Regions from separate parts of the Homo sapiens genome. Here all the other regions are linked to region 1. A link is a loop called in an ENCODE intact Hi-C map of the cell type or tissue named here. Cell type or tissue: CD4-positive, alpha-beta T cell. All regions are shown on one strand. Links, peaks and the distances in the headings refer to the core of each region. The heading gives the core; the rest is flanking DNA. Region 1 has its middle 150 kb from the start of PRELID2. Region 2 has its middle 12 kb from the start of TCERG1. Region 3 has its middle 23 kb from the start of TCERG1.

Evidence for each region. Peaks named below come from ENCODE experiments on the same cell type or tissue, not always from the same donor. Only the 100,000 strongest peaks of a DNase experiment are listed, where the experiment ranks them.
Region 2: a loop joins it to region 1, with 12 times the contacts of the local background. A loop is called at or near these places in 15 of 110 quality-filtered maps.
Region 3: a loop joins it to region 1, with 16 times the contacts of the local background. A loop is called at or near these places in 15 of 110 quality-filtered maps.

Annotation. Positions count from the first base shown.
Region 1 is chr5:145,677,493-145,687,496 of GRCh38, reverse strand. It overlaps a transcript of PRELID2 not described here. Among named protein-coding and RNA genes, the nearest start is that of PRELID2, 150 kb to the left of the region's middle. In CD4-positive, alpha-beta T cell, for the core only: no CTCF peak of the experiment used is centred there; a DNase peak (open chromatin) is centred at 5,716.
Region 2 is chr5:146,430,644-146,440,647 of GRCh38, reverse strand. No RefSeq gene overlaps it. Among named protein-coding and RNA genes, the nearest start is that of TCERG1, 12 kb to the left of the region's middle. In CD4-positive, alpha-beta T cell, for the core only: no CTCF peak of the experiment used is centred there; no DNase peak of the experiment used is centred there; H3K27me3 peaks cover 419 bases.
Region 3 is chr5:146,419,752-146,429,755 of GRCh38, reverse strand. No RefSeq gene overlaps it. Among named protein-coding and RNA genes, the nearest start is that of TCERG1, 23 kb to the left of the region's middle. In CD4-positive, alpha-beta T cell, for the core only: CTCF peaks have their summits at 2,191 and 2,411 (motif pointing right); a DNase peak (open chromatin) is centred at 2,415.

The DNA.
Region 1 (10,004 bases), core at 4,511-7,010:
CATTTTAGTGGTCATATTTCTTTATTTGTCTTTATTCAAGAATAAGTTCCTAGGCCTTTCCTTGACTTTCATGACATTGATATTTTTGAAGAGTCCAGGCCAGTTATCTTGTAGATTGAATCTCAACCTGGGTTTGTCTGATTGTCTTTTGACGATGTGCTTTTTAAGGCCATGCAGGAAGCAAATGGCAGAGCTAAGACTGGGACCCGGCTTTCCTGACCACATGTCTTGTGCATTTTTCTCTTAAAAGCTGCCAAGAGACTTGGAGGTCAGAAGACCCCCCATAGTTTCATCCCCAGAAGAAGAGTCCCATTAACACTGCCAGGTTGTTAAATAACAGTAGTATTGACATGGTAATAACCAGAGAGAACACCTTCTTCCAGGTTAACCTGGTGATCTTCTTGGTCATCATTTAGCATCTCCAAGTCTGAGTGACAAATTAAAAAAAACCTGTAATTATTTTCATACTTTTTTGTCATCATCTCTCTAGATGACAATTTGTCTTGCTTTAATAGAAGAGCTGGAAAAATCATTAGGGAAATTAGATCAAATGTGGGTAAAATGCCATAAGATCATTTCAGTTCTATTATGATGCATTTTTCAAAACTATAGGACATTGAACAAAATGCATTAAAATTAAAGAAAAAATTTTTTATTTGGAAAATTCTTTTTAAAAGCTGAACAATTACTGCAGCTAATCTATAATTTACCCAGATGTTGGGTACTTTATTATATTGACATGCTGCAAGTTAGCTCACTAAATTTTCTCCAAGAAATGGCGGAAACAAAAGGGCAAGTAATTGGTGCTCTGAGCCCATGGTCTGCTTCCCGTTTCATGAATGGGACCACAAGTACATTTTAAAATTTGTCCAGATGTTGTTTTAAAAAAACACGCACACAAATAGTCTTCAAACTAACCCTAAATGGACTCTGCCTTTTCACAGCTTTCTTATTTCTGGTTGAATGTTTCTTCTGCTGTTCCAAAAGTGGGATTAGAAGACGTTTTTAGGTGGGGCTGGGGAAAGACCCTTCCCCTGTTTAGATCTTGTTGCTAAGGGCATGGTGGGGCTGGGTGGTGAGGGGAAATTTCATCTATTATGCATCTTATTAATGAGAAGGCATACATATTGTTAGACTGTTTATTTATATTATAAATATTCATTCGAATTTAGTTATTGAAAATCCCCCTTATAAGCCAGGCACTGTGCTAGGCAGTGAATTTAAAATGAATAACTCAGATGTGGTCCCTACCTACAGGGAGTTTATAATCTTGTGTATGTAGGGTTTGGGTGAGGCAATTCTATTGGCTGAGCACAGGATGCTACAGGAAGGCATGTAACAGACTTAGGAGGGAGGTAAAGTGAGTGGGTTTACATGTGTAATTTCCTCTGTAACAGACACTTTTACCTATGATGAATAACAAAGGCAGAAGAGAAAAGCTTGATTTGGTGAAGAATTTATACATCGCCATGCTGTTCATTCCCATGTAACATGGGAAACCCATGACAAAGGGCTTTTCAAAGAATGGCGATATCAGGGACCAGGGTGAACAGAGAAGTCAAGCAGCTTTTTTGGATCCTTCCTCAGAAAATCTTGGAGGAGATTCCTCACAGAACTCAGAGTCAGAAACTGTCCAGGATAGGGAAGCTGAAGAGCTTGAAGTTTGTTTACCTTCTCTTCTAGGTGACCCTCTGCAGAGGAAGGCTACTTTCTCCTGTGGGTCAGCGGCTTTCTACCTCTTTTCTCTATACACTGGGACTCCTGCTTTTTACAGTGGTACTGACTTAATATTTACTACAGGCAATTGTTTTCTGGTCTCTCTGTCTCTCTCTGATTAATATATAGAACTTCCCTCTCTACACTCATAGACAATGTTTTATAGCACTCCTGAAACAGATGTGGGACTGCAATGAAGCATTATACTTGCTTTTGTAATGAGTGTTGAGGGTAGGAAAAAAATGGTCATGGAGGAACTTCAATGTGATGAGGTTTAGGTTTGTCCTCTAAATTCTTATCTATGCCAGAGAAGGCTTCTGCAAAGAAGCAATGTCCAAGCTGAGACTTGAAAACATTAGGGTAGAAACTGGGCTCTAGAGAGCAAGAATAACATTTGCAAAGACCTAGCGACTGGAGAGAACATGGCGTATTACATCAGAGAAACCGAAAGTTGTTCAGTATGCCTTATGGAAGAGTGAAAACAGGGAGGTAAGAGGTGGCTTTGGTAATTGAAAGCTTTGGAAGCCTTTGAGGCCATGGGAAGCTACTGAAGCCACATAAGTGGGGAAGTGGTAGGATTAGATTTATATTTCAGAGTAAGAATTCTGACTGCAGTGGAATAAAAGGTTTAGGGGCAAAGCTGAAAACAGAGAGACTAACTGATTCTCTCAATGTATTGGGATAGTGGCAGTCAGGATGGGGACAGGCAGAAGAATGGCAGAAATATTTTGGAAGTAGAAGCAACAAGACTTGATGATTAATTGGATGTGGACAGTGAGGGAGGAAGATAAATCAGAGACCAACAGCCCAACTTTCTTCATATCTGTCTTATACCCCAACCTTGGTCTGGACTTTGAAGCCTCCTTCCATCTTCAGTTTTTCCTAAAGCTGTGACCTCAAATCCTGGCATTGACCTTAGACTCCATGATGACTGTTATTGCCTTAGTGGTGCCAACAGCACCCATGACTACAATCTGTACTCCAAATGCTGGTGCTGGTCATTACCTGCCCCCAGGATTGGTTCATCCATGTGTTTCCTTCCTGAATATACAGCCACAGGATGATAATGGTGGTTAAGAGCAGGGACTTTAAGTGGGATGGATTTAAGTTCAAGTCCCAGCTCTTCACTTACTCTTAGTTTGACCTTTGGCAAGTCACTAAACATCTCTGAACCTCATATTTTCTCATCTGTGAAATAATAACAGAACAACTATGAGGATTAAATGAAAGCATGAATGTGAAGCACAGTGCCTGCACATGGGCAAGCACAAAATGAAAGCTAACCAAAGAGAGGAACAAGGAAACAATAAGAAGAGAGTGATAGGTTTTAGTGGGGTTTTTTTCCTTTCTCTCCCACGACCTACAGTCTGAAACAACACAGGATAACAAAAGCATCCATTTGGATAGAGAGGAAGAGGAAGAATCTCTTTTAGCAGGATTTCATGAAGGAGGTCCACAAAGAAGAGTTTATTCTGATTGCGTAAAAGTTCAGATTGGTTTGTTGAGCCTGGACTAGAACCAAAGCTAGGGCCCAGCCCATCGAGGCTTCTTTCACCCCTGGACTATTGACTCTTTTCATGTCATTTTTCTCCTCTACATACATGTTCTTCCTCATTGTCTTTGTTCAAATCTCAGTCACCATTAACTCTCTTATCCTTCCCCCTCCTGCTCTTCCCCTTTTGTCTCTTTTCACAAGGTAGCTCTAAAGCATCTCTGTATTTGTCCGGTTCCAGGCATGGCAGGATGTAGAAGTTAACATTTGTTGGAGACTGTTTTGCTTCCTGGAATCTCCCCTCTAGAAAACTTTGTGTCGCTCTGCTTACAAACCTGGTATATCCCTGAGTAGAGGCAGTGCTATTAAAACTCAGTAATAATAATAATACCAATAAGCAATGTGCATCAGTGCACTCTGCTGTTCTATACAATCAGCAGCTCGTTCTACTGGCCAGTGACCAAGCAGCCCCCTTTGTGATTGGTCAGCTCCATGCCATACTGGTCGTTATAGGTTGAACTGTGTTCTCCCTCTCTCCTACAATTCATGTGTTGAAGCCCTAAACTCCAGTATCTGAGAGTATCTGTATTTGGAGATAAGGCCTTTTAAGAGTGATAAAGGCAAAATAAGGGCATTAGGGTGGGCCCTAATCCAATGTGACTAGTGTGCTTTTAACAAGAGGAAATGTAGATATGCAGAGAGATACTAGGGATGCATGCACACAGAGGAGAGGCCATGTGAGGACATAGCGAGAAGGTGGCCATCTGAAAGTCTAGGAGAGAGTCCTCAGAAGAAACCAAACATCCTGACATCTTGGTTTTGGACTTCTAGCCTTCAGAACTATGAGAAGATAAAGTTTTATTATTTAAGCCATCCAGTTTGTAGTATTTGGTGCAGTAGCCCTAGCACACCAGTATACTGGTTATGATATTTTTTGGACTATCATGTTCAATAATAACAGTTTTGTTGATTGCTGAATCTATTCTAGGGGTAGTATAGAACACATCATTACATCTTTAGTCACTATCTAGGTATTATCCTTATTTTGCAAATGGGAGAACTCAGGCTTGAAGAAGAAAATGACTTACCTAAAGTCAAAGTCACAGAGCTAGTAAAGGACAAATTCAGGCTCAAATCTAAATCTTTCTGACACCAGTACCTAGGTTCTTAACTGTTCTGTACTACCTAGAAATACTGGTCTTCTCTGACTGCTTTCACCCAATATAAACAATGCTCTGTATTTTTCTCTGTGGCTCTCTGGTCTTTTTTCCCCTTTGGAGCATGAGCTACAATTTAGAATCATAAATTAATTATGTGATTATTTTCTCAATGCCTTCCTCCCCTGCTAGTCCCATGATGTAACACTGTGCTTATAATCATGAAGATGATGTTAGTTTTGGAACCAGCAGTGTTGAAAAGCTTCTTGATTTTTATGCCAAGTGAAAGCCAGCCAGCCCTTTGCATATGGTGAAATGATCAACCTCGATGGTCATTGGCAAGTAACAGGAACCGCTGCTGGGCTCTTTAATTTATACCTTGATATTGTACACATGTGGCCTCAGGAAGGGAGCGTGTCACCTAACCTTCCCACATGGTGAATACCAGCATTTCCCTCCTCATGGCTGCTGTCATGAAGAGCCCTGCCTGGTCTGGCATTCTCGGACTTGTTTTTCCATTTAGAAATGCACTTCAAGGCAGGAAGCTGTGAGCCACTGGGTGCACCCTTGGTGGCTTTTCTCTGCTTTTCCTGACCTTCTACCCTGTTAATACATCTGGGCGAAGTGGCAGCAGCTTATTTCGGATATAATGGAGCCTACAAAAAATGAAGCCAGGTCTGTTATACCAGATTGTGACTCCTCAAAGAACAAGATCCCAGCAGATACTTATTGTAGACGTCACACTGTGCTAATCACCTAGTTCAGCCAATGTCGTATTATGATGATAGTGGTTATTATTTTCCCAGTGAGGTTCCCCCATCAGAGGTGGAAACTGTACATTTTCCTCCCAACCAAAACTAATAGAAAAATTCTATCTACTTCCCAAGGACTGAATTTTTTAAAGACAGATTATTTTTCTCTTTGTGGCTTTTTATTTTTAGGTTTCCTCCTCCCTCTCCCCACTTTTTTCCATTTAATGCTTTCATACAGAATGAATAGTATTCTACATTTTTATATTCTAAACACCACTCCTGCATAATTTTATTCAATTCTTTGTTGGTCTTTTTTTTTTCTCCAAGTTATGGTTTTAAAAATAATCTAGAACTAATTTGTCTAATGAATATGCAATTATTGCAAGAGTCTTTTGAAGTTTTTGAAAACCTTCAGTCAGCATCTTTCTGGGACATGGTGATGAATGTAGCATCAGGCACTTGAAAGCCATTTCTAATTTGGCATGAGCAGGTATAATTTTTTGCACATTTCAAAGCTGGGTATGATGCAATATTTACTGTGTACTTATGGTTCACTTAGTGTAGTTACTTTCTAGCCTAGCTCCCTCTGCTGGATGAATGGATGCACTATTGCTACTGGGGCACACTGGGGTTGAAACAGAAGCCAGATAGGATAGTCAAGGCAGGAGAGAAGGGGGTGCAGTTTGGTTTTGCCACTGCTCATGCCCAGAGCTTACAAATAATAGCTACCGTTTATGGTGTGCTTATCCCATGCAAGACACTTTACGGATGTCTTAATCTTCACTTACACATAATCCAGAAAGCAAAGGAATATTATCACTATTTTATAAGTAAGGAAAATAAGACTTGAAGAGGTTAAGAAAGTTTCCCAAGATCACACAGGTAGTAAGTGGCAGAGCCTTCATAAACATTTATCCTGGAGCACATTTTCTGTGTGAGGCACTGTGTAAGTCTAGAAATGAAGTTGACCTGGATTTTACTCTCAGAGTGTTTATCTTCCTGTACAAGAGAGAGAAGACAAACAACCATATCATGTAGCCAAGATAATTCAGAAAAAAGAAAAATAGAGGGCCATTCCATGGTAGCAGAAGCAAAGGAAAGGGAGAAAAATTTCCATCTCAGTAGAGAGAAAATTTTATCCTCAGAGGAGCACTGGTTTCCATTTTCGCTCGTGCCTCCCTGTTTCCTGCCTACTGTGGACATTACGATTTTGGAAGTGGCCCCTGGATAGCATTTTTCAAGGATCATTTTTGACCTGGGAAGCAGCTTCCCCCTGAGTACTTTTTTCCAGTACCGGAGTGAAGAGGCCACTGCCGAAGCAGACAGAAGCATCCCAACCCCAGCTGTGGGGTTCATTATCCTCTGCTGTCAAATTGCCATGGTCGTGAGGGTGTGAAAGTCACAGCGCCTTCCCAGCCCTGGCTGGATACAGGCTGTCAGAACTCCTCATAAAAACAGCACAGGGCCTTCTGCTGAGTGTCGGAACATGACATCTCATGAACCATAGCCTTCCTTGGCGATGGAACAAAGTACTTTCTCCCATACCCAGTCTTGTTATACGCTTTTTTTTTTCCCTTCTGGCCTCCTGAAAATGTATTTTGGTTGCAGGTAGCAGAAGCACTAAAACTATCTTAAGCAAATAAAAGGGAATTTATTATAAGAATCTCAGGGGCTACACCCAGGAACCAAAAACATCAGAAGCCAAGGCAATTAATTACCCTCTTGGCAATTCTCTCTCTTAATTACATGGACTTGTGTTTCCGATTGTTTTTGCATCTCTGTCTACTTTTCCCTATTAACAAATTGTCTCTTCTCACAGATTCATGCCAGAATATGGCTTTCCATAGCCCCCAAATACCCATCTTCTCAGTTTGAGCTAACAAAAGAAATTCACACTGGATCCCAATTCTACTGCTGGGAGAGAGAAGCCTGATTTATTCCAGGCTGGGTCCAATCAGCTGTGGTTGTGGCAGGGATCAGGTAGTAGAGAAAGGCCCTTATTATTTCCCCAGCCCCTAGGGGGCACAGTGTTTGAGCTGAAGTTCTACATCATCCACAAAGATATCCCTCTTTAAATTCACTTTCCTTTTCTTTCCTTTCCATAGACTTTTCACATAAATCACTGGCTCCCAAGTTTGGTTAAGAAGCAGAATCATCTAGAGATTCTTTTTTCAAAACACAAATTTCTGAATCTCATCCCAGTTCTACAGAACCAGGACCTCTATGGGTAGTGCCCTCGATTCTATATTTTTTAAATGCTCCAGTGATTCAGGTGGAGTTAGCTCACGACTCACTGTGGCACTAAAATTTAAACCAATATTGCTCAAGCTTTTATAATCCATGTCCCCTTTTGCTAAACATAAATATATCTACCTTTCATATTATTAATACAAACATTGGAACTTTAAGAACTTTTTCTAACTATATAGAAAGCTTCTATTTTATACATATTTATAAGTAATGTGTACTGTATACATTTTACATATTTTATATATTATTTGTATAAAATTAGTTGTATAAATGTATTATGAATTTGTATAAATGAATATATAAATATATATATATATATTTATTCTAACTACCTCACCTCTCCAAACTCTCCACTCAAGCCTTGGGTCAGCCTTCAAATTATTTCTTGATTATTAACTCAAAATAGTTTAAGCAACCTTAAAATAAGTACTATGTCATATTTCTTTCATCAACTTCATCACCATTAGCTTCACAATTTGGCAGGATAATTAATTATTTTATTTAAGAAGTATTTACTGAGCATCTGATATGTGCCAGACATAGTGCTAAGGATACAATGGTGAATAAGATTTCCGCCCCTTGGAAGACTGTATCCTAGCAAGCAAAGACAATTAATGATTATGATAAGTCAAGATAGTGATGAACTCTATGAAAATAATAAAATAGAGTGATGTAATTGGCTGGGATTGAGTGTGGACTCTACTTTACAAGGGATATTCTAGAAAGATCTCTACAAAGAGATAACATTTGAGCTAAGACTCAATGACATCTCAACTTTTGAGTTTCAGAGACTAAAGCAGAAGTTTCCAGATTCCTACATGACAACCCTCCCACCTGGCCTCAGGCTTCTATAGTTAGGGAGTGGGGGCAGAAAAGTTCAAACTAAGGGAGTGGAAGATTCCTCAGCCCAAGGGGAATAGGGAACATAGAAATTATGGTTCTGGGAACCAAAGATAGAGAGTTTCAATCCCAAGGGGCCAAGAAGGGCTTGGAAGAGTTTATTAGTGATAAGCAGAGTAGACTGAAGTCCAGAGAGCCTTTCCCAAATGCAGAGGACTGCATAAAACACATGGAGACTTTCCACATCTTTGGACTGTTTAGAGATCTCTAGAATACAACTGAAATTCAATTTCTGTCCAAGGAAAGTGGAGAGATCAGCGAGGACAACATGAATTTCATGAGCAATAAAGAAATGTGAATTTTCTCGCACTTGAGAGTTATGCCTGAAAATTCATACCCACCACAATGAATAATAACTACAATTAAACAGAAAAGATTACTCTGTACTTGCTCTTTTCTACATATAATTTCTAACTCCTATAATCATCTTACAAAGGAAGTATTATTACTCCTCCTCGACCCCCCAGTTTGCAGATAGGACATTAAGGCTCGGTGTAAGGTTTCCCAAGGTCTTAGCAAATGAATTTTAAAATCATTTACCTAGTGGTACTAAACACTGTGCTGGGTATATTGACAGTACTAGTACATTTATTTTATTTATTAATTGGCCAGTTGAAAAACCTCTGGCTCAAAGAGTTTTGAACTCATAATAAGTTGGTCTGGTTTACTATGGGTCACTGAATGACTTACATATTTAGCATTATGATTTAGGAATTTACTGTGTATAGGGAAAGCACTATAATCAGTCTTAGGAGCAATAAAATAAGACAGATACTGTCCTGTGCAAGCAACAATCTACCGGTAGATAAAAGCATGCAAACAAATATAAGGAAGTTAAATAAACTAGAAGAGAAGTACGAAGCATTTCTTTGGATGTTTGTAGGAGGGAAAGATCACTTCTGCCTTGGGATACCAAAGAGGCATCTGTACAGAAAAGGCATGGGACAGGGAGGTAGTTTTAGGTTCTCAATGCCAGTGAGAACCGCCCAAATCTTACTCATACTTTCACGAGGATGCCTAAGCAATTATCTTGTGTATTTGAACAATATTAGCTGGCCTAATTAGTTCAGAACAACCCAAGCCTCTTTACCCTCAGCATCAAGTTTTTGCCTGGATTATATGGATAGTTTCATTAGTCCTCTTTACACAGCACAAGTGAATTCCATTTGTTTCAAGAAGCAAGAATGAACTTCTACAGACATTGCCCTCATATAGATAGTTAGCATGTTGCACTGACTCTCAAGAAAAGATAAAACCATGTCACAGCATTGATTTACAAATATATGGTTACCTATGTGAATGCCTGTCCCACAACTTCTCCTTTTCTGTAAAATGCACCCCACCCACCGCGGCCTCCCAAAGTGCTGGGATTACAGGCGTGAGCCACTGTGCCTGGCCTCAGTGGTGAATTTTTAATGAAACCACAGACAGTTGCTGACCCCAAAATTCATAATTCACACTTTATCCCCAGTGCTTGAGGTGAATGGTGGTGCTTCAGTTTTTTATTTCCTTTTTCTCTGGTTTTATTTAAACATAATACTTTTATTATGAAAAAGTTCAATTATATACGAAGAAAGCACAATGAACCCCTGTGCCTGTTTAGATGAATATGTCACCCAGCTTCAATAATGGTCAATTCTTGGCCAACTTCATCTGTGCCGCACTTGCTAACCCCTCTACCTCTAGATTATTTTGAAGAAAATCCAAGACTTGATATCATTTCTTCCATTAATATTT
Region 2 (10,004 bases), core at 7,112-9,611, 750 kb before region 1:
AACAAAACATTACTTCACAGCTTCCACGGGTCAGGAATCCAGGCACAGTCTAAGTGCCTCTGGCTCAAGACCTCTCATGAGGTTGCTGTCAGATTGCCAGCCAAGACTGAAGACTCACCTGATGTTGAAGGATCTTCTTCCAAGTTCACTCACCTGGCTTTTAATGCATGTCAGTTCCTCATAGGTTGCTAGACAGAAGACATGCCACACATGGGCATGTCCACAGAGCTGATCACAACATGACAGTGTCCTTCTCCCAGCACAAGCAATCTCAGGATGGAAGCCACAGACTTGTAACCTTTTGTAACCTCCAATATTTCAATAATATTGGGAGTGAAATTCCATCACTTCTGCCCATATCCATTCATTAGAAGCAAGGTGAGGCTGTGTGCGGTGGCTCACGCCTGTAATTCCAGCACTTTGGGAGGCCAAGGCGGGTGGATCACCTGAAGTAGGAGCAAGACCAGCCTGGCCAACACAGTGAAAACCGATCTCTGCTAAAAATACAAAAATTAATCAGGCGTGGTGGTGCACGCCTGTAGTCCCAGCAGTGAGCCGGGATTGCACCACTGCACTCCAGAGTGAGACTCTGTCTCAATTAAAAAAAAAAAAGGGGGGGAAGAAGAAACAAGTTGAAAAGTGTAGACCACACTCAAGGAGGGGCTGAATATCAGAAGGTGGGATCATTGGGGGCTGCCTTACCTATGACACTGTCTTTCAGGTGTAAGTTTATGAAACGTTTTATATATTTTATCTTATTTCTTTTCCTGCCAACTCCATTTATTGTAGTTAATGCTGAAGGGTTTTTTTGCTTTTTGTGTTTTTTGGTTTTTTTTTAGTTTAGTTTCATGTTTTTGTTTTTCTTTTTGTTTTTGTTTTTAGAGCCAGTGTTTCACATTGTTGCCCAGGCTGGTCTCAAACTCCTGGGCTCAAGAGATCCTCCCACCTTGGCCTCACAAAATGTTGGGATTACAAGCATGATCCTCCACGCCCAGCCCTGAAGTATTTTAAAGTAAATTATAGACATCATAATATTCCACCCCTAATGTTTGGAATGCATCTATTTTTTTTAATGCCCAGTTTTCTACATAGCAAAAATTATATTTTCACACCTAACATAATTAACAGTAATAGCAAATCCATATTCAGATTTCCTCACCTGTCCCCAAGATGTCCTTCCAGCTGGTTTGGCCAGATAAGTATCGAATTCAGAACCAAGCAGTACATCTGGTTGCTATGCCTCAAGCTTTTAATCTAGAACAGTTCCTTTTATCATAATATGGACTTGCTGAAGACCAGGACTGTTTCCCCTCTGGATCTGTCTGATTGCTTCCTCTAACCCTTGTGTTTCCTATAAGCAGGAAGATAGATCTGAATATTTGACCAGATTTAAATTGAACATTTTTGTCAAGGGAACTTCTTAGGTAATGCTGTATATTCCAATTTCAGTCACAACAGGAGACACATCTGGTTGTCCCCTCCTAAGTGATGCTAAGTTAAAGGTGATGACAGCTCAATCTTATTATAATCAGAATATTATCTGCATGATATTATTTTGGTTTCATACAAATGTTGGTACCCTGTCAGGAGGGTGACCCTATCACTTATAATCCAAACTGCCACATTTGAGACTAAAAGGGGCACTACTAATAATTACACTTGGACAATAGTCATAAACTAGGACCATCTCTGGCAAAATGGGATGAATGGTCAACGTACCTGTCAACCATTAACCTAACGATTTAATGATTTTATCCTTTCCTGAATCAATACTTTCCTTACGGGTGGCAAACTGATGATTTTCCAATTATATGTTACCTTCCACACTTGCTCACTGACAGTCTTCCTTAAATTAGAGATTTCCTTTGACAACAGAGGCGATTTAGTTACCTGAAAATAGTTTCTGTTTTAAAAGTGAGTAAATGCTTAATTCTTTTTCTTTACTTACTAACTTTCAAAATAAAAAGATTGAGGCCAAGGCAGGCAGATCACCTGAGGCTGGGAATTCAAGACCAGCCTGACACACATGGTGAAACCCTGTCTCTACTAAAATTAAGATTAAAAAAGAAATTAATATCATCAGTGATAGTGTACATCCCTGACATGATGTGGTGAGAAGGCCGCTTCGCCTCTATGGTATTCTTCTCCAAGATCCACAACCTCAGTCTAAAGTTGTGGAAATATTAAACAAATCTGAATTGAGGGACGTTCTACACAATACCTGATCAATACTCTTAAAAGTGTCAAGATCATGAAAGACAGATAAAGAGTGAGAAACAGTCACAGTTTGAGGCAACAAAGGAGGCATGATGACTAAAATGTACAGTGGTGTCCTGGATCACATCCTGGCACAGAAAAGGGGCACTGGTGGGGAAAACTGAGGAAATCCAAATAAAGTTCATTGTTTAATTAATATTGTAAGGGCCAGGCACAGTGGCTCACACTGGTAATCACAGCACTTTGGGAGTCTGAGGTGGGAGGATTGCCTGAGCCCAGGAGTTCAAGACCAGCCTGGGCAACACAGTGAGACCCTATCTCTATTAAAATATATATTTTATATATATATATATAATATATATATTTTTATATATATATTATATATATATTATATATATTATATATATATTTTATATATATATATTTTATATATATATATATATATATAACCTTTGTGGTTTGATCAATGAACCATGATTATATAATATGTTAATGTTGCATGGTGGCTCATGCCTGTAATCCCAGCACTTTGGGAAGCCAAGATAGGGGGATCACTTGAGGTCGGGAGTTCAAGCCTGACCAACATGGTGAAACCCCATCTCTACTAAAAAAGTATAAAATTAGCCAGGCGTGGTGGCGCACGCCTGTAATCCCAGCTACTTGGGAGGCTGAGGCAGGAGGATCACTTCAACCCAGGAGATGGAGGTTGCAGTGAGCCAAGACTGTGCCATTGCACTCCAGCCTGGGCAACAAGAGTGAAACTCTGTTTCAAAAAATAAAAATGAAAATAAATGTTAACGTTAAGAGAAGCCGAATGTGGACTATGTCTGTACTAACTTTGCAACTCTTCTGTAAATCCAAAATTATTTCAAAATAAAAGGTTTATTTTTTTTTTTTGATTTTTGTTTTTTTTGAGACAGGGTCATGCTCTGTTGCCCAGGCTGAAGTGCAGTGGTGCAATCACGGCTCATGGCAGCCTCAACCTCCTGGGCTCAAGCAAACCTTCCTCCTCAGCCTCCTGAGTAGCTGGGACCACAGGTGTGCACCACCACACCTAGCTAATTTTTGTATTTCTTGTACAGACAGGGTCTCACTATGTTGCCTAGGCTGGTCTTCAACTCCTGGGCTCAAACTATCTTCTCTCCTTGGCCTCCCAAAGTGCTGGGATTACAGGCATGAACCACTGTGCCCAGCCCAAAAGAAAAAGTTTTCTAAAATCCATTTTAAGTGTTCAGATAGCTAGTTCTCAAAGGTGCTAAGTACCTTTGAGAAAGGTGAAAACCATAGGTATACTATGATGCCTCAATTTGTCCATCTACAAAATAAGAGGATCAGACAAGATGCTCATCTAATGGTAAGCGCAAGCAGTACCCAGTGAGACGTCCCCAGAAAAGACTCAGCTAGCAGTATGAGTGCCAAGAGAGCTCGCGAGGTACGCTTGACCTCGAGAAACACATGCAGTTAAGGATTGCACTCCTAGCCTTCCAATCCCCGCAAATAGATTTTTTTTTTTTGGGCAAAATGAGCCTGGAAACAAAGTCAATAACACACACATTAAACTGAACACACAGCAGGGCATGGTGGCTCACACCTGTAATCCTAGCACTTTGGGAGGCCGAGGCAGGAGGATCCCTTGAACCCAGGAGTTCGAAACCAGCCTGGACAACATAAGGAGACCTGGTCTCAAAAAAAAAATTATAAACTGAACACTTAAAAAAATTATCTTCATAAACCAGAATACCAACGTATTAATTTATGAAAAAAATTACAACTGTCAGGTGGACCAGCTGCTCCTGTCCTCCCTGTGGGCAAACATACATAGCAAGCAAAATAATCAGAAGGCAGTTCAATGAGATTAGAAGCAGAACAAGGGAAGAATGTTATTTAATTTTAATTTTTAATAGCTTTGGGCCATGAAAGCCTGATAATTCATATTCCAAATAAAGATACACCTTCTACTTGGACCAACTGTGCCTGCCCTTGCATTGGGGAACTCTCTGTCCTATCCAAGAACCTCTTCCTTACACAGATAGCTTAGCCTACTTCTCCAGTGAGGAGGATTAAAAAAAAAAAAAAAAGGAGGTGTGTTCTTTTCTATTGTGGTTTATAGGAAACAAAGAGAGGGAATCATTTTGATCATTAACACCATTGGCTGGTTCAGCCAACAGACAGCGAATGGTTAGTAAACTCATAAATTTGCAGATCCTTAAAGCAATTTCATGGACCACCTGGAATCTGAGAGCCATAGATTAGAGTACCCTGCTTTAGGTTGACCATCTATGTTTGTTTCCACAATTTTTTCCCTATAAAATACCATATGATTATTTAGGTTTCCACTTATTAAACAATGATCATATTCTCTAAGATTACCCTAGTTTGTGTTTTTCCTAGAATAATTAACCACACATTTGCAATCTCTTCATTTACTAACATAGATGACTATATCTAAGTACATTGTGTATGCATTTTACTAGTTTAACTCTCAGAAACTTTGAATTTGTCCCATAATTATTAATGATACATATATAGTCTCCTTGCTTATTAACATAAACAGTTAATCATATCCACTGTATAAAGCCAATGCTAGTTCTTTTACTGAACATGGCCAGGTCGGGGGCAGTAAGTGGGGATTCTCTCTTATCCTCTTGTATCAACAACAATTATCTCTTTTATGGTTCATTCCAATTATAAATTCTTACCATTAAAATTTTTCTGTTTCTCAAAGTTAAAAACAACAACAATAACAACAAAATCTCAGGAACATTAAATAGCAGCAGTAGTTAAGACTATTATAATGCAATTATTTCATATACTTTCGTATACAATTTCCCCAAATTGAAAGTGTAATTTATCACCTTGAGAAGTTACAAAAGCAGTTGATTGCCAAAGTGAAAGGATCTTCGAGATAATCTTGTGCATCGTTTGTCTACAGATGAGGAAATAAAGACTGAGAGTTCAATTTTTAACTTTTTCATGGTCACACATCCCGTTAGTGACAGAGACAGGACCAGAACCCAGGTCTTTACAATATTATGCTTCCCCAGTTAAATTTGACTGAAAGTGTTGTTTGTCTCTTACAATTTTCTAAACTCAACACCTGCAGTGTGTCATTAACCACACCAATCTCAGGACATGCGGTAGGGTAATAATTTTTTCATCGCTATAGCAATAACTCACTATTTTAGAAGTTATTTAAACTCTTCTCCATTACTCAAACATGTGAGATCAAGTGTTCCAATTTGGGGTGTAGAAGATAATCATCCATTCATTTGTCCATTTGGCAAACATTTAAGGAATACTTATTTTGTGCCCGTTACTATCATAGTTGCTAAAGACACAAGAGTCTTTATCCTTGAAGCACACAGTCTAGCAGAAGTAAACAAACTAAATATTAGCCAAGACAAATGGCTAGTAATTACTAAGTGATTAGCACACGCAAGGACTTTACCTGGAATTTCTCATTTAATTCCCCATGACAATCTACATATCACAGCTACTAACTAGCCCCACTTCACAGATGAGGTAATTGAGGCTTAGAAAGCTTACGCGAGTTGCCTAAACTCATACAACTTAGGTGGGGTAGTCTGGCAACCACATACTACTGCATTTGCTCTGAATCTTTATGTCATACTCTTTGTAGTTAGGCAGAAACACAGAAGCAGGGACTGTGTTTGGAGGGAGACTCCGTTGTGAAGGTGGAAACTGAGGAAGTAAACAAGAACCAAGAAAGGATGCATCAGGGACAGCATTTTGGAAGTAATTTTAGGAACTTACAAGGACGTTATCAAGACTAATGCACTAGTGTACAGGGGAGCAGCAGGAAATGGACCTAGAAAGGAGGATGGGAGTCATATTTTATTCTGCAGATGATATGAAGTTATTATTTAAGGGTTTCAAGTATGGGAGTGACGATTAGATTTGCTTCTTAGAGAGAACACTCTGACTATAGTGAGAATAATGAATTGGAGCAAGCTTGCAGCTGGGGAGACAGTAGAACATTGCTGCGATTAACCATGATGAGACGTTGACTGAAGGCAATGATAGCAAAGATGGAGAAAAGGAGACAGATTCAGGAACTATTTAAAAGGTAAAATCAACAAAACTGGTTGATGGATTGGATTTGAGTAGGGAAGGCAGGGAGCTTTAGACAACCTTAAGATTTCTGACTTCAGCAGCCTGGGTTAATACATTAGGATAACTTAACTACTTCATAGATCAAGTCTGTAGTTATTAATGGCGAAAACCATAATTACTTTTGCACCAATCAGGACATATTCTATATAGACTTATTCTGATTTTAGATTTTAGCTTATGCTGTATCATATCCAAACTCCCTTGCTGGTGAACTCTGTTATCACCAGATACTATGGGATTGTTAGAACAAAATAGAAAGTGGACGAATGTAGAAATTAAATGTTTATCCATAACCCAGTCACTTGCATCAGAACATCAAAACTTCATGAGCTTTGAATAAGTTCCCAGAACTGTCATGAAAGATCACAAGTTCTTTAATGCAGAAGAACATGTTAAGCCAAAACAATCATACTTGACAGTAAATAATAAAGCAAGTAACTATTAGTAGAATACCTTGTTAGTGAAATTGCACATTTGTTTATGCAAAATTATTATTCAATAATTTTCACTTGATCTTAGCCAAAAGGCCAAGGAGCATTTATTTGATAATTTTCATAACCTTTTTAATTTGTACCAGTCCTATAGTAGGAAATGGAAACACTGGCAATAAGAGCCAACTCCTTTTCTTAAGAATCTTAGGCTTGTAAAAAGTAAAGTAGAGGTTCCTCTTCAAAGACTTTCCTCCCTGTCTAATTAGAAATAAATAGTAACTTCTCTTAAAAAGCAAAATTTATCCTTCGCCCACTTTTTGATGGGGTTGTTTGTTTTTTTTCTTGTACATTTGTTTGAGTTCATTGTAGATTCTGGATATTAGCCCTTTGTCAGATGAGTAGGTTGCAAAAATTTTCTCCCACTCTGTAGGTTGCCTGTACACTCTGATGGTGGTTTCTTTTGCTGTGCAGAAGCTCTTTAGTTTGTTGTGGGGTGGGGGAAGGGGGGAGGGATAGCATTAGGAGATATACCTGATGCTAAATGACGAGTTAATGGGTGCAGCACACCAACATGGCACATGTATACATATGTAACAAACCTGCACGTTGTGCACATGTACCCTAAAACTTAAAGTATAATAATAATAATAAATTTATTCAAAAACCTGTGCTAACATTCTTAAATATCTGCTAGCCGTAATAAAAAAATCAATGTACTTTATGTTCTTAGTTCCCACATTTAGCCTAAATATTTGCCCTGGCATGCTTATACTGGTCCAAGCAAGCATTAGGTCATTGCCTGTTCCTCTTCCTTATTTAAAGGTATTTTTACCTTTCTCAGCATTCCACAAGTTACTTCCTCCTTCCTTTGTTCTCCTCTGCCTTTGCCTCTTTTAAAAAGTTCTAAGTTGCTAGCCACTCGGGACAAATATAGAATGTGAGGTCCCGTTCCAGCCAGTGGAAACCGGACACAGCAGTAGGGTAGACACGTCAGGTTGTAAATGACCTGGTCTCCTTTGTTCAGTGTACTCTCATGGCAAAACTGCTGGCGAGTGTACCCTTTCTGCAGAAAGTATAAAAATGGCCTTACTAAAAAAATTAAATTTATGTTTAAGTGCTATTTCTTTATGGTACCGGAAAACAAGCATTTCAAGCAAGCTCTATTGAGAGAGACTAAGAAGCAAAGGGAATTGCAGCACAGATGATAAGCATTCAAACAGCAGTTAGCTCAGATGCTGGGAGTCCCAGTAGAGGGTCAGGAGACCCAGCTTTGTGGGCAATGGTCCCCTCCTTCTCAAGGTCAGTCTGACTCCCATAAGGAAGCATATAATGGTGTTAGGCACAGAAGGTGTAGGAGGGTATTTCAGGTGGCAGAAAAGCATAGAATGAAAGAACATTTTGACTCACTCCAACATTTTGTTCCAGGGGACATTTGGATGCTGCAGTACCAAGAAGTAAGCAATCAATATACAAGCACAGCTGCATTTTCTCAGTCACAGGCTGCCTGGGTGTGAATCCCCGATCTGCCTCTTACTAGCTGTATAATTTGAGACAATTTATTTCCAGTCTTTGTGCCTCGGTTTCCCCATCTTAAAATAGAAATGATAATTACATCTCTGCAAAGAGTTGTTGTGCAAATTTACAAAAACAACAGCAAAAACAAAAAACATAAAAAGTGGGCACAGAATATGAACAGACACTTTTTTTTTTTTTTTTGAGACAGAGTTTTGCTCTTGTTGCCCAGGCTGGAGTGCAATGGTGTGATCTCTGCTCACTGCAACCTCCACCTCCTGAGTTCAAGCGATTCTCCTGCCTCAGCCTCCTGAGTAGCTGGGATTACAAGCATGCACCACCATGCCTGGCTAATTTTGTATTTTTTTTAGTAGAAACGGGGTTTCTCCATGTTGGTCAGGCTGGTCTCGAATTCCCAACCTCAGGTGATCTGCCTGCCTCGGCCTCCCAAAACGCTGGGATTACAGGCGTGAGCCACCATGCCCGGCCTATGAACAGACACTTTTTGAAAGAAGACATACATGCGGCCAACAATCATATGAAGAAAAGCTCAACATCACTGATCATTAAAGAAATGCAAATCAAAACCATAATGAGATACCATCTAACAGCAGTCAGAATGGCTATTACTAAAAGGTGAAAACAAAACAAAACAAAAACAGATGCTGGCAAGGTTGTAGAGAAAAAGAAATGCTTACACACTGTTGATGAGAGTGTAAATTAGTTCAGCCATTGTGGAAGACAGTGTGGCGACTCCTCAAAGACCTAGAGACAGAAATATTATTCAACCAAGCAATCTCATTATTGGGTATACACCCAAAGGAATATAAAGCATTCTATTATAAAGATACATGCACACGTATGTTCATTGAAGTACTATTCACAATAGCAAAGACATGGAATCCACCTAAATGCCCATTGATGATAGACTGGATAAAGAAAATGTGGTACATATATGCCATGGAATACTATGCAGCCATAAAAAAAGAAGGAGATGATGTCCTTTGTAGGGACATGGACAGAGCTGGAGGCCCTTATCCTTAGCAAACTAACACAGGAACAGAAAACCAAATACTGCATGTTCTCACAAGTGGGAGCTAAATGATGAGAACACATGGACACATAGAGGGGAACAACACACACTGGGGCTGTTCAGAAGGTAGAGAGTGGGAATAGGGAAAGGATCAGGAAAAATAATTAATGGGTACTAGGCTTAATACCTGGGTGATGAAATAATCTGAACAACAAACCCCCATGACACAAGTTTACCTATGTAACAAATCTGCACATGTATCCTGGACTTAAAATCGACGTTAAAAAAAAAGAGTTGTTGTGAAGATTAAATGAATATAAGCCCATTTAAGGTGTTTAGAACAGGGCTCATAAGAAGTACACAATAAATATTAGCTATTACCATTACCATAAATATAATTTTTACTCTTAAAATTTGATTTCCTATTGCTATCTTTATCTCTGAGTCTTTGTCTCTGTTTTGCCTAGCTCTCTCTGTTGCCTAATGTTGTTCAATGTTCTCATCCCGTTGAATAAGAAATGAGTAAATAAACCATTAATCTGCTGTTCAATTTATAAGGGATATTTCTGGCAAAAATAACCAACACAAATTAAAACTGAAAATGGCTATGACTGATTGTATGTGGTAAAAATGTGATATTGACTAAAAATGGAGCAAATCTTGAAATGCAGATCTGC
Region 3 (10,004 bases), core at 934-3,433, 750 kb before region 1:
GCTTCAGGATCATGCCAACCTGCATTTAAAAAGGTCACAGGCTATGTCGCCCTGCAAAGGTCCCCACCTCCCCAGCCTCAGCCTCTTGATCTCAACATGAGAATCATAGTAGTACTCACCTCAACAGGTTATCAGGAGGACCACAAGAGCTAATGCCCTTGGCAGGTACCTGGCATGCAATCAGCCTTCAATATTGATATTGGCCACAATTATTTACTATTGTTTTACTTTTTAAGTGTGGATGTGCTCTCAGAAGAAGTTACTCACCTAGCTGCCTGTCCTAGATGTGTAACTTCTTCTGGATGGGGTCTTCATATCATGTTTCTTTGCCCCCAGCCTGGTTTCCAGAATCCCAGCACAATGTCATGTTTATTATAGGATACCAGCGATTTTTAGCTGAATGTTGACTGGACATGAAAGAGAGAGAAAAAAAATAAAGGGAGAGAAAGAAAGAGGTTGGGGGGTCAGGGCTGTGAGACATATGGGGTGCATCAAAGGATTGCTAGACAGATGGTAAGCAGGGGAGCAGCTCAAGGCAGAGAGAACACCTGGGCTATGTACTAATTAGCTGACAGGTGGGTCAAGGATTGGAAAAAGTAGGAAACAGTATGTTGTTTATTCCCCGGAATCAGAGGCTGCCTGAGGCCAGGTTCACTAATGCCCCTACTCCTCCTGGCTAAGTTCTACAAGTTCAGAATACATTCCACTTCACCTTGAAGAAGCCCTGGGCCACGGGACGGAAGCTTTGCTGACAGGTTTCATAACTGGGCCTTTCACTTAAGGTTCTGAGCCACTTTGGCCTCAGCCAGCACTGCACTTCCTCCAGTCATATCTTCCCCGAAACTAAAATACAGCTTGGAAAGACAGTCTGGTGCCCTCACCGTCGCTGTGGCTTCCTCAAGCCATGACATGCTCTTTTATGAGCCTGCGGGGCTGTAATTCTCATCACCTGACATTTATGGGAGGCTTCGTATTAGCAAACGGCTTTATGGCCATTTTTATGAGGGATGCCTCTCTGAACCCTGTCAGGTGTAATCACCCAGACTAGGCAGGAGGAGAGAGCATGGTGGGCAGGCAAATGGCCCTGGCCCACTGGCCAGCAAAGAGCCAGGGATGGAGCCTGCAGGTGCCACTGCTCTTCAAACGTGTGTCATAGCTGATTTTCTTGTCCTCACAGCCTTGGCAGCTCTCTCCGTGTCACTGTCCTCCACATCCAACCCACCAGAGGGTCCTGAAGGTGAGACCACCAAAGCCACCTCATATCCATTCATTTCTGTCCATCTTCCCAGCTTGACTCCCACACAGCACCACCTGGCTCTGTCTCCTCCTCTTGCCCCGCTGCCCTACTGTCCATCATCCACACAGAAGACAAAATAATCCTCTAGATGATTTTTGTTTTGTTTTGAGATGGAGTCTCGCTCTGTCAGTCAGCTTGGAGTGCAGTGGTGCGATCTTGGCTCACTGCAACCTCCGCCTCCGAGGTGCAAGCAATCTTCGTGTTTCAGCCTCTGGATCAACTGAGACTACAGGTGCGTGGCACCACGCTCAGCTAGTTTTTGTATTTTTAGTAAAGACAGGGTTTCACCATGTTGTCCGGGCAGGTCTTGAACTCCTGACCCCAAGTGATCCACGCACCTCGGCCTCCCAAAATGCTGGGATTACAGGCGTGAGCCACTGCGCCCGGCTTCTCTAGATGTTAATATAGTTATTTAATGTATGCACTTTTTAAACTTTCTGATATTTCTGGGAAAAAAAAATCTTTATTGATACCCTGTAGCGAGTATGTACTATTAAAAAAAATAGTCCTTGAAAGACAAAAATAGCAAATGCTCAATAGCTTCCTCTTCTGAATAAAATGTATCCCAAACAAAATCCCAGCTCCTGGGCAAAATACTGGGACCCTCTGTGAACTGGTACTTGCCCACTTCTCTGGCCTCTCCACACAGCCCTCTGCTCCTGCACGGAGTTCAAGGACCCAGGGAGCACTTTTCTGTCTCTGGAGTTTACACCCACTTCTCTCTCTGCATGAAAAGCTCTTGGCCTCTCCTGGCACAGCTGGCGTTGTCACAACCTTCCATTCTTAAATTGCCTGCCATCCCCCTGTACCCCGTCTCCCCCACCCACACATCTCCACATTAGCCTGTTAACGTTCAGAGCACTTTCAACAACCTTAAAATGTTTCCTGTTTGTTGACATACAAAATTGGTTTCCTTTGGCAGATTGTAAGTTTCATGAGAACAAGCACCTGCTCTGTAATTTTTGCTACTGTACTCAATGCTTTGCACATCACCTGCACCAAGTATAAGCTGAGTAAATAGGTGTTGAAAAAGTAAATGAAAAAATGGAATGGTAATTGAAAAACCTCTCTCCTCTCAAACCACACGTTAGTCTTCATTTTCATCAGTAGAGGGCAGCAAAGACTTTGCATTATCTAACTTTTCTGGCGTTTCTGCCAGAAAACTTATTCTCCTTTGCCCAGTAGTAGACTCTGGTTGTCAGGAGTTTTAGGAAAATACTCAGCCTTACAAACTCTTCCCTCTCCTTATTTCTGGAGTTGTCTTCACTCTGAATTATTTACAGGTGTTTTTGTTTTTCTAAGATTTCAGGCTGACAATGTTCCTTAAGAAATGAAAGCACATGTATCTACTAAACCAAAAAAGAAACCCCAGTGGCCTGGAGCCTGTACCTGCCTGCCCGACGAATTACTGGGGGGAAAGATGCTTATATCATATCCTACAGCTGTTTAGGACTTAAGGCTCGGCAGCTCTCCCTTATGGTGTGTAGGAGGGGCAGGTACCAGAGAAGCAGCTGCTACTTGTGTTGTGAGCACTTGCAAGAGCAAGTTGTGCGTGGGTTTATGGTTCTGTCTTCTATTTGCATCTGTTTCTGCTTATTCCATCTTCTGTTCTACACACCCCTACCTTCCACTCCCCAAGGCAAGAATTTCACCATTCCCTGCCTTTGTGCGCTCCCATGGTGGCTTCACCCAGAGTACACCCTGAACCTGGGTAATCAGAAGTAGAATCAGTGTCCACCCTGTTTTAGAATGGTATTTTCACTCACCTTCTGTCCAGCAAATATTTAAGAGTCCTCCTACATATTAGGCATGGGTTTGTGCTCTGTGAATACCGATGCTCCATTTGGTGGAAAGGCCCATTACAGGATCAAAAGGGGAGCATGATTTCTCAACCTCAGTACTATTGAGATTTTGGACAAAGTAATTTTCTGTCATAGGAGCATTCTAGGATGTTTCGCAACACCCCGGCCTCTACCCATTAGATGGAAGTAGCATCCACCCCCCAAGCTGTAATAACCAAAAATGCCTCCAGACATTGCCAAAAGTGGGGGTGGGGAGGAATTCCTACCCCCAACCTTGAGAACCAGTACTTTAAGGGGATCATAGTGGATGCCGTTGGGATATCTTTGCGGCCTTACATCAGTGACCCCTTTCTCCTAATACTCCTCCTCCTTACCCACTATTTATCTGTTGTGACCTGAAGCCCATGGACTTGACAGATTGGACATCTGACCCAACTTAGGCTTCTCAGCTTCTCTCCTCTGGGAATTTGAAAGTAGGACCGAGGGACTGTCTACCACATGGGCTCTCAGCAGCGTCAAAACTTTAATGAGAATTCAGGAGATGTGGGTGGATGTATGATAATAACATTGGAGACCAGATGCGAAGATATTTGCTTATCTACTGCAGAGATAAGAATAAAATGCTCAGTAGAGAAACACAGAGACAAGAGTCAAAGAGAAGCCACCTGGTGCTAGCACTTTCTAAGGCCTGGCTACACTTCCTACAATTCTTGCCTTAGATAGTAAGACATTCCTGAACATTTTAAACTAATTCCTCTTTGATGCCAGGGCAGTATTTTGTTCTGTTACTGGCCAATAAGGAGTTCTGACTAGTCCATTCTATGTGGCCTGGAACTGAAATCTTAACCAGAAAACATCAGGGATCCAGGCAGCTGGGGGAGCCATTTCTAACCCTAAGGGCAGCTTCACTGACTCAGACCATGTGCTCTATTTCACTTTCCCTACCAAATGGCTTTCTCACCCTCTATCACTACAGGGATAGAGATGGTGTTTTCTTTTGTCTTAACCTTGGCTTATCCATGGCTCATGTCCTCAACTTCTTGTCCATTCACCATCAGCTGGACTGCTAACAGCACACACAAGTTGCGTTTCTAGGCTTAGTTTCCTGAGCGGGGGGAGTCTGGTTGGCTCCTGTGGCCAACACCGCTGGCTGCCCACTCAGCAACCACCCTCCTCATCAGGTTTGTTCAGGTGAACAACCTCAGGTGGTGAATACATCATTGGTTTGTAAGAGCGCTGAGAGGTAAGGGAACTTTTGCGGGGCTGGGGGGCGGATTATGGGAAAGAGTGTTATCCCTGATACGAGACGGGGAGGCCTGAGAGGGAGCTGGCCCACCCGCTTCCTGCCTGCTTTGGATGTCACATGAGGACATGATGCATGACGCGGTTGTACCTATCATGCACCCATGAGGCAAAGCCAAGAGAACGACAGAGAAACTGACAGAAGAGGGCGTCAACATCCTTGAGCTGACAAACTGACCAGCCCTCGAGCCACTTACCTTCAGACTTCTTGTTACATGAGGTATCCTTAAGGTTTAAGCTACTTTGACTCGGGTGTCCTGTTACTTGAAGCCAAGAGGATCCTGACCAATATAGAATAGCTCATCTTTTCAGGCCATGTGGCTTAGGTCCTAGGTCTCTAGCTGTGAATCTGTAGGTTGACTGCCTTGGGGCCAGGCATCCACCGGCAGCCCACATGTTTATGCCTCCCTAACTCCCAACCTTTTATTTTGAAAATGTTTAAACCTACAGAAAAGTTTAAAAAGAAAATACAATGAACTCTCAAATATCCTTCACCTGCAATCACCCATTGTTAACATTTCACTACTCTTGTTTATTGTACATAACTCCATATACGTATATGGGTGTTTTTCATAGACAGATAGATAGATAGTGGGGTTTGGGGGCTGAAAATTGGAAAGTACATTAAAAACTTTATGAAGCTTCACTCCATAGTACTTTGGCATTTACCTCCAAAGAAACAAGGACATTTTCCTGTATAACCAAATTGTCAATCTAATAGATTCAACATTGAGGTATTATCTAATATTTTAAAAGTCTTATTAAATATATATAGCTTTTCCCCCAGTACCACCCTTTGAAGCTTTACTTGTTTTGTTTTGTCTTAGTTTTGCCTTTGTTTTTGTTTTTATCCGGGATTCATCAAGAATCACATGCTGTTTTAGCTGTCACGTCTCTATAGTCTATTTTAGAACAGTTCTCTTGACATTTGCGGGGAAATGGGGAGAGGGCCTTCAGGTCAGTTCTTTTATAGAATGTCCCACAATTTGGATTATCTGGATATTTCTTCAGAATTAGATTTAGTTAAAGACTTTTAGCAAAAACTTCTACAGAAGTGATGTTGGGTCCCTCTCAGTGTTCATAACAAGAGGCATATGATATCACTGTGCCCTGTTATAGGTGATGCTAAATTTAATCCTCTGATTAAGGTGTTGCCTGCTAGAATTCTTCACTGTAAAGGTATATTTCCCCACTTTATAATTAATAAGTAATCTCTGGGATGGTACATGGAGGATATGAAAATATCTTGTTCCTCCACAACTTTTACCATGTTCTAGCATTCATTAATAAACTTTGACTGAATCAATTATAATGTTGGTGATTGCAAAAATCACAATTTTTCTAATCCTATCATTTCTTCCACATTTACAAGCTGGCATTCTGCTGTTTAAGCAAATGCTCTCCTCTCATACTCACCTTTTAATGTTCTTGAGTATCACTGTCAACTAGGAAAAATCATTACCATCGGTTTTCTTTTCAATTCTCAATTTGTCCCAAATTAGGCCAACGGGAGCCCCTTCCAGTTGGTCTCTGTGTCCTTCTGACATATGCCTGTTGGTTTTGAGTGCTTCTTTACTTATTTCACGATTCTGTAGCAGAGGAGGTCCCAGGCTCATCTTGCACTTTCTTTGCTCCAGACATTGAATCAGCCATTTCTCCAAGGAGATTCAGTTTCTTTTAGTGGAAACCTTCAGTTCTTAGAAAAAAAAATGAGTAGGAAGAGTGCTCTTGCTATTGGAGTCTCATTGCCTCTAGGCCCTTTCAGTAGACAGAGCCAGAAAGTATATTTTATTTAAAATCATTAATTTATCTGAATCCCCCAACTCCAATCCAATACCAGCAGTTCTTCCTCTTGTCCTCCCAGTCCATATTTTTATCTTTTTCATTTTTTTGAGACAAGGTCTTGCTCTGTTGCCTGGGTTGGAGTCCCATGGCAATATCATAACTCACTGCAGTCTCAACCTCCCAGACTCCAGCAATCCTCCTGCCTCAGCCTCCCAAGTAGCTGGGACTACAGGTACATACCACCTTACCCAGCTAATTTTTTTTTTTTTTATAGATGGGGTCTTGCTTTGTTGCCCAGGCTGGTCTCGAATCCCTGGACTCAAGTGATCCCACCTTGACCTCCCAAAGGGCTGGGGTTACAGGCGTGAGCCACTGCGCCCAGCCCATATTTTTACCTCTCTTTTCTCAAAGGAAGAATGCTGGTTTTCATGAACATCACTATATTTACTCTTCTGCTCTCTTCTATAATACTCAATAATATTAGACTTACTACATCAACACCACTACCAACAACAAACCTAACAAAGTTCAAGATTACAGTTTTAAAAAATGTCCTTAGAATGTAGCCCACTTAAAAGTAGAAGTCTGTTTAAAAGCCTTTAAACCTTGAAATAGGTTCGTTTGTTTCTTTTTAAATTCAACATTAGGGTTTTCCTATCCTTATTGATTATATATATATACTTTTTTTTTCTTTGAGACAGAGTTTAACTCTTTCATCCAGGCTAGAGTGCAATGGTGTGATCTCTGCTCACTGCAACCTCCGCCCCCTGGGTTCAAGTGATTCTCCTGCCTCAGCCTCCCGAGTAGCTGGGATTACAGTCCAAGTCTGAAGATCTAAGAACTAGGGAAGCCAGTTGTGAAAATCCCAGTCCGAGGGCAGAAGACAGATGTTCCAGCTCAAGCAGGCAGGCAGGAAGCAAAAAAGGGCCAAATTCCTTCTTTTAGACAGTCTCGCTCTGTCACTCAGGCTGGGGTGCAATGGCGCAATCTTGGCTCACTGCTACCTCCACCTCCTGGATTCAAGCGATTCTCCTGCCTCAGCCTCCTGAGTAGTTGGGATTAGAGGCACCTGCTACCATGCCCAGCTAATTTTTTGTATTTTTTTTTTTTTTTTTTGCTTTTAGTAGAAACGGGGTTTCACCATGTTGGCCAGGTTGGTCTCATACTCCCGACCTTAGGTGATCTGCCAGCCTTGGCCTCCCACAGTGCTGGGATTAGAGGCGTGAGCCATGGCGCTTAGCCTCCCTGTCTTTTTGTTCTAGTCAGGCCCTCAATGAATTGGATGATGCCTACCCACATTGGGGAGGGCCATCTATTTAACTGAGTCCATTGATTCAAATGTTAGTCTCACCCCAAAACACCCTTACAGAGACATTCACAGAAATGATGTTTAATCTGGGTACCCCATGGCACGGTCAAGTTGACATAAAATTAACCATCACATACACACACATATATTGTTATTTAGCCTTTTTAAAAGCAAATATCTATGTCTATTTCTTTGCACATTACTTTTTTCACTTCATATTGTTTTATGTTATAAATATGCAAGCCTTTTATCGCACTAGTTTTTCATTATGTGATTTAGATTTCATTATGTCATTATGTGATATATTGTTCTCTCAATATATTTGGTATTTGGAAGGGTTTTGTTTTTAATGGTTACTTTTACATTTACGCTAAAATAACTTTAGTTCCCCCATCTTATTTTTATTACTATCTGTTGGTTCTCCAGCAATATAGAAATTAGTTAATTTCTTTTTTATTCTCTCATCCCTATCCATCAATATCTCATTTGAATAAACATCCTTTCATTATTATCTATTGGTTCTCCAGCAATATGAAAATTAGTTCATTTCTTGTTTACTCTCTCATCCCTACCCATCAATATCTCATTTGAATAAACACCCTTTTACCACATCAGTAACTATAAAACAATCAACAAGAATATTTTATTTTTTCTCTCTCTCACCATTCTCTGCTTTTAATTATTGTACAGTATCTACTTTGCCTGGATGTTTGCTGTTTTTATAACCATCATAGTTTTATGGGTAAAAGTACATCTAACATTCACCCTTCGTTCTTATGCCAATATCTTTCCATTTTGGTTGTCTAAAAAAATCTTTCTTTAGTACATTCCTCAGGTAAGGTACATGGGAGCAGTATTCTCTGGTTCTTTTATGTACATAAAAACTTGTTGCATTTAGCTACCTATTAAATCTCTGGCTCATGTTTACTTTCCTTGAGTATGTTCAAGGAATGTTACTTCATTTCTTCTGGAATGATGTCTAATGACAATCTTATTTCCTTTCCTATGTCAGTGACTTGAGATTTTGACTAGTTGCCCAAATATTTTTTCCTTTTTCTATAAAGCCCAGAAGTTGTTTTAGGATATATCTTGACCTTGATCATTCTAGATTGATTTTGCTAGGTACTCATGTCAGTCTCACTCTCTTTTTTTTTTTTTTTTTTTTTTTTGAGATGGGGTATCTCTCTGTCACCCAGGTTGGAGTGCAGCAGCTTAATCTCAGCTCACTGCAGCCTTGACCTCCTCAGCTCAAGCGATCCTCCCACCTCAACCTCCCAAGTAGCTGGGACTACAGGCGTGTGCCATCAGGCTCAGATTTTTTTTTTTTTTTTTTTGTATTTTTTGTAGAGATGGCATTTTGCCATGTTACCCAGGCTGTTCTCAAATTCCGGGTCTCAAGCAGTCCTCCCACCTCGGCCTCCCAAAATGCTGGGATTATAGGTATGAGCCACAGCACCCAGCCTCCGTCTCTTTTTTATTTTAGGAACGTTTTCTTGAGTGTTAGCTTTTTGAATTTAAATTACTTTTAAATTTCCATTTTTATTTTTTATTTGTGACTTTTCTATCATACATATGTTGAATATTCTTTGCTTACTTTCTATATTGACCACTTCCTTTGGAATCCTTCATTTCTCTTTAATGTATTGAAACTTTTATTTTTACCTTCTATGTAAGGCATTATCTGTTGAATTTATTCACTGTTTTGTACCTTCTATTTTAGTTTCTATTTCTGAAATAATTCTAATTCTGAATTCTCCTACATCATTTCTAAGATTTTCTAATTCTGACTTGTATAGTTCTTTTCTACCTAATGTTATTTCGTTAGCCTTTTAGCACATTTTGAAATAGTAAGTCATACTTTTCAACAGTTTCAAAAGCATGTCTTTCTGATATGCTTTGTTATTCTGCCTTTTTTTCTTAGAACTTAGTGTTGATTTTGAACACAATCTTACATATATGCAAAAATATATATATAATATATATGTTAAAAAATATATATAATTTTTTTTTTTTTTTTTGAGACAGGGACTCACTCTGTTGCCCAGGCGGAAATACAGTGGTGCAGTCATGGCTCACTGCAGCCTCAACCTCCCAGGCTCAAGTGATCCTCCCCTCTTGGCCTAAGTAGCTGGGACTACAGTTGCATGCCACCACGCCCAGTTAATTTTTCTATTTTTTTGTACAGATGGGGTTTTGCCTTGTTGGCCAGGCTGGTCTCAAACTCCTGGCCTCAAGTGATCTGCCCACCTCTGCCTCCCAAAGTGCTGAAATTACAGCCATGAGCCACTACACCCAGCCAAAAAATGTATTTTTATGGCCTTATGTATTTTGACATATGGTTCCTCTGCTCTTTTATCTAGGCCTTCTTTTCTCTTTATCTCTGTCACCCCATGCTTCCCCATTTGGATTCTGCTCTCAGAAGTCTACTCTGGGTGTGAGGCTTTCTTCTCTAATAGAGTTTTGTAATTATAAAGGTCCACAAGGCCAAGCTTCAGCACCTTTAGACCTT